Regions from separate parts of the Homo sapiens genome. Here region 2 is linked to region 1. A link is a loop called in an ENCODE intact Hi-C map of the cell type or tissue named here. Cell type or tissue: OCI-LY7. All regions are shown on one strand.

What was found. Hi-C counts contacts between places; a loop is a spot of excess contacts. Peaks named below come from ENCODE experiments on the same cell type or tissue, not always from the same donor. Only the 100,000 strongest peaks of a DNase experiment are listed, where the experiment ranks them.
Region 2: it touches region 1 in a loop (5-fold over the local background); 1 of 110 quality-filtered maps calls a loop at or near these places.

What each region holds. Positions count from the first base shown.
Region 1 is chr7:92,812,304-92,814,803 of GRCh38, reverse strand. All of the region lies in intron 2 of CDK6 (cyclin dependent kinase 6), which reads left to right. Among named protein-coding and RNA genes, the nearest start is that of CDK6-AS1, 23 kb to the left of the region's middle. In OCI-LY7, no CTCF peak of the experiment used is centred here; DNase peaks (open chromatin) are centred at 933 and 1,233; H3K4me3 peaks cover 2,305 bases; H3K27ac peaks cover 2,500 bases.
Region 2 is chr7:94,063,802-94,066,301 of GRCh38, reverse strand. LOC130890646 (a long non-coding RNA gene) reads right to left here. Exons shown (of 4, transcript NR_186703.1): 4 at 1-1,876. Among named protein-coding and RNA genes, the nearest start is that of BET1, 61 kb to the right of the region's middle. In OCI-LY7, a CTCF peak has its summit at 1,180 (motif pointing right); no DNase peak of the experiment used is centred here.

The DNA.
Region 1 (2,500 bases):
CTATCTCTTTGGTGACTTCTTCCATCACCTTATTTCTGTTTATTTTCAGTCACCCAGCAAATTTACTAAATTCTCTCCTTTTTGTGTATGTGGGACGCCCTTTTGTAATTATGGGTTTATTTCTTTTACTGAGAAAGAATGGAGGCAAATATTTGTGATAGGTCCACCATTTTGAACTGGAAGTCTGATTACACTTCTTAAAATAAATTTTTGAATAATCAAAATGTCTTTTTTTTTTTTTTTTTTTTGCAATTCAGTTTGCTTTCCTGGTTGGGAGCAGAAGGGCTGCAGCCCAAGAATTGCTTATTACCTGCGGGAAGTTTTTGTTATGCAGCAGTTCTTAAATTTGGGTAATGTCAAAGGGCATGTGAACCAAGGAAGTTGTCTGCTAATTTCACCAGAAGCAAAAAAGTTTAAGAACAGCTGCTCTGGAGAAATATTGGGATCACATGAGATATACTTTTCCCCTATTTATTCCACATTCCTTAATTTAGAGGACAGTATAACCATCTGGAGAGGATCCATAATTGAAGAAAGAACATTGTTTCATTCTTCTGTTGCTGATTGCACCTGGCTATATAAATTCATTGTCATCTTCTAGGTTTTCATACTGTTGATATACCATCCCTGAAACCAACAGCTGATATAAATTGTAACATAGAAAAGCTAATTTGACATCATATTGGGAATGTTAGCCAATTGATTTTTCTTAAGGGAAACAAACTGAAAAAATAAGCCCACTATGAATTAATTCTTTGCAGGAAATTCCCATGTCTGATTATTTAAAAGAATAAATTCTGCATGCAAATGAATCATTACAAGCTTAATTGAAGCTTGCGGGATACTCAAGTTTACTCACTGTGGTGTGTTTTTGATGGAGACAGGAAGTGAAAAAGCAAGGTCTATGAGACTTTTTTTTCCTATGAAGTCTCAGCCAGTCTTTTAATGTTTCTCATTGAGAAACTTTGGTTGGGAGGGTAAATGACTCAAGGTATCTATTGCTGCTTAGCCGTTTTTAAGGGGGCATTTCCCCCCATGTTCCTCCCCTCCCCAAAATAGCTAATTATGTACTGGAAGTTTCAATACATTGTTCACAGTTTGTGAAGTCAGCATATTTCTGGAAGCTCACTGTGAATGTAATTCTTAACTGTACAAATGCTTTTGTTTCTCCATCTCTGCAGCTAGCTCTGTACTGTAAGGACACAATTCTATCGCTATTTTTTCCCTCACATTTGATGTGGTAGTTTGCATACAGCTGCAGAGTAGACAGTTACCTTTGAAAGGAACATTTGGCTGCTCTAATTTGATTAAAGAAAACCACCTCAATCATTTCTAGACTGAGAACGTTTTCATTTTAACTTGGCAGTAGGAGTTGGGAATGTACTCATTGCACTTAGATATGTGGGGGACCAGTTAGGGAACAAAACCAACTGCTTGAATGAAGAAAGCTTTGGTGCATTTTTTTTTTAAAAGCAAGCAGTATGATTCCCTTTCTGTTTCCCTCTCAAATTCTCTACAACCTTGATTTTCACCTCCATCTTCTTTTCACGGTTATTTACTTTGTAATTCCAGTAAACGAATTCTGGCAGGAATAGACTGCTACCCTAAAGTGATTTGTGATTTAAAGGACTTCAGGGTCCTTAAAAATTATCCCATTTTACATAGAAATAAAATCCCAAATCATGAATTACTATGAATTGCATATATTTTCTTGGCCACTGTTGAGAAAGGCAAAAAAAGTTGTTAGATCATGGGTGTACAGACCAAGGCTGGGAATTTAGTTGTAACTTACTTAGAAGAAAATTGCTCCTTGTCAGAAGGCTGCAGTCAACTCACATATATGCCCTTTGTTTCTGACATAGAAGAGGGTCTGATCACCAAATTAGTATGACAATTAAAAATAAATTCTGGTGATTGTGAATTGGCATCAACTTTATATATGTTTTTAGAAATGATTGAGCAGTGGTTAATGTCTGTACGGTAAACCATGAACAAACTTTTGAACCACAGCTCAGTAATTCAATATATGATATCCTTGTGAAAGGTACTGTGCTGTCATCTTAAAAAGTTTGAGTGTGGGCCAGGCACAGTGGCTCATGTGTGTAATCCCAGCACCTTGGGAGGCTGAGGTGGGAGGATTGCTTGAGGCCAGGAATTTGAGACCAGCCTGGGCAACGTAGTGAGACCTCATTTCTACAAAAAATATTTCCTAAAATTTAGCCAGGTATAGTGGCACTCACCTCTGGTCCCGGCTACTCTGGAGGCTGAGGTGGGAAGATCAAGGCTTGAGCCTAGGAGTTTGAGGCTGCAGTGAGCCATGATCACACCACTTGACCCCAACCTGGGAGACAGAGCAAGACCCTGTCTCAAAAAAAAAAAAAATTGAATGAGAAAATTTAAATTAAAAGTCTGAAGCTACACATGGGCCTCAGAAATAACAAACACTATTACTTATTGATTATTGGATATTATTGATTACCTAAGAGAGGAGGTCAAATGT
Region 2 (2,500 bases), 1.3 Mb before region 1:
TTCATAGTGGTTTTTAGTCCACCATCCTTGACCACACTAGGTCTTGTTGCTGCACGGCTTGTTTGCTGAATAGAGTATTTCATACACAACAATGTGTGGTGCTCTCTGGCCCCATCACAAAGTTGCCTTATATGCCTAGATGTCAACTGGAATCAGAAAGTCAGAAAAGACATCTTGAACAGGCTCTGTCTAGCACAGGAGTTCTCAGGAGGCATGAAAGGGCACACTCATGCTTATTTTTCTGCGACAGGGTTCTGGCTAATATACTCATCCATCATTTTCTTTTTCTGTGCACAGAATGAGGAGATACCTTTTTATTTGGTAAAGTCTATAATATTGAAAAGTTGTCACAGAGCACGGGCCCATCTGACAGTGAATCAATGGTGATTATGAAAGCACCTTAGCCATCTTATCTGACTATATGGTTAGGAATAAGAACATTTGATTCCTTGACCAGAAATTACCACCAACTCCAAAAATAGACATAAAGGATACACAGTTCTCCTAACAAGCAAAACATAGGTCTCTTGATTCTTCTTCTGATTTTTCATTCAGCTTCACAGTGATTTTAATTACTTCAGAGCACTGACCAATTACTTCAGAGCCCTGACCAAGTGATTTTAATTCCTTTAGAGCACTGACCAAGACAGCCAAACACTTAGAAGAAAACATAACTAAATGACAGGCCGTGAAAATAATAAGACATTTTTGAGGGATGTAGCAAAAACTAAACTGTAATAAAAGTGTCTGAAGAAGCAGAGCCTAGTAATTAAATGCAAAATGAGTGAAGCAAAAGCAAAAAGAGATTTTGGGTCATCATTTCTGACTTAAGAATGATGGATAACCAGTCACCCACCAGTAGTAGGCTGGTTGTTCACCCCCAAATCTGCCCCCCACCCCAACACCACTACCCACATCCTAAAACCTGGAGCCTGTGAATATTACTTTATTGGCCAAAAAGGACTTTGAAGATGTGGCAAAGGATCCTGAAATAGGAAGATTATCCTGCATTATCCTGGTGAGCCCTAAATGCAGTCATACGTGTCTTATAAAAGGGATGCAAATGCCAGAGAAGAGGAGAAAGCGTTATGACTATGGAGGAGGAGATGGGAATGATACGACCACAAGTCAAGGAATGCCAGCAGCCAGCAGAATCTGTTAGACACAAGGGACAGATTCTGTCCGAGAGCCTCCAGAGGGTGCTGCCAACACCTTGATTTCAGCCGCCAAATACTGATTTTGAGTTTCTGGCCTCCAGAACTGTGGGAGAAAAAATTTCTATTGTTTTAAGACACCAAGTTTTGATAATTTGGTATAGCAATCTCAGGAAACTAATGGTTTCCTTATACAAACCATTCTTTTTCCTTTATAGAAACCAAACCATTTCCTTTCATTCTGTTATCTGTTACACCATCAATGAATCAGCCAAAATAGGCAATAGGCACTACAGATAACACAGTCAGCAGGCGTTTTTTTTTTTTTTCCTGGTTTATGATAATCTTCATAAAAGACCTGCCAGACACCACTCAAGAAATTTCCAAATGGCTTTCAATCTTTTGGTCTCTGTTCCTTCTGGTTTTTTTTTTTTTTTTTTTTCCAGAGTATTAACTTCATTTAGCAGTTACAGCTGTTGACCTGAAAGTCCTTATCAGCAGCATAGCAGATGAGTGAGAACAAGAGTTATGGGTCCTGAATCTATAGGGAAGCCAAATCAAACACAGCTAGAAAAATGCCTCCACTGTGAGTAAAGACAACATATCTTCTTTCACATGTTGTACTAAGGATCAGGAGAGCTGAAATCTCATGTTGATTTCTGATGATTACCTTTGTCTTCTTGAGCAAATGACTTAGTTTCTCTAGGTCTTAGGGTCCTCATCTGTAAAATGAATCAATAAGATACACTGTGAAATTCCTTGAACCCTTAACATTCTATGAATTTATCCAGCCCTGAGTTGAAATTAAAATTTATAACAAGCTCAGCTTTATGGACAGAGTTTGTGGTCACCTCTATGGGTATCAGATATCTCATCATCCTAATCACAAATACCAGAAATTTCACCCATAGAAATGACACAGAGAGAAAGAAAGAGAATATATGTATATATATTCTTCTGTTCATTTAAAAACTTCTGGGTAAAATGACGTAACACATTAGAGTAAATTAACTTATCAATCTTTACTATAGATGTTTTCATTCTGTTATTGTTATAGACACATTACACTAGAACTATTAGCTTATATGTCTGTCTATCCCACTAAACAACAACCTTTCTGAGAGAAGGGACTAGATCTTATATACCACTGAATCCTCATGACCAAGTACTTAAATGCTGGTACAAAGCAAGTGCTTAGTAAATATTTGTTGTATAGATGCATGGCCAGCTGGGTGACTTCTCTCCCATGATAGGATATCAGAAGAGAAGTGGGCAGTAGAATGGCTGAGAAGGTCCCAGGAAGGGGAGCACAAAAACCAAAAACCAAAAACATCATCTACATCTCT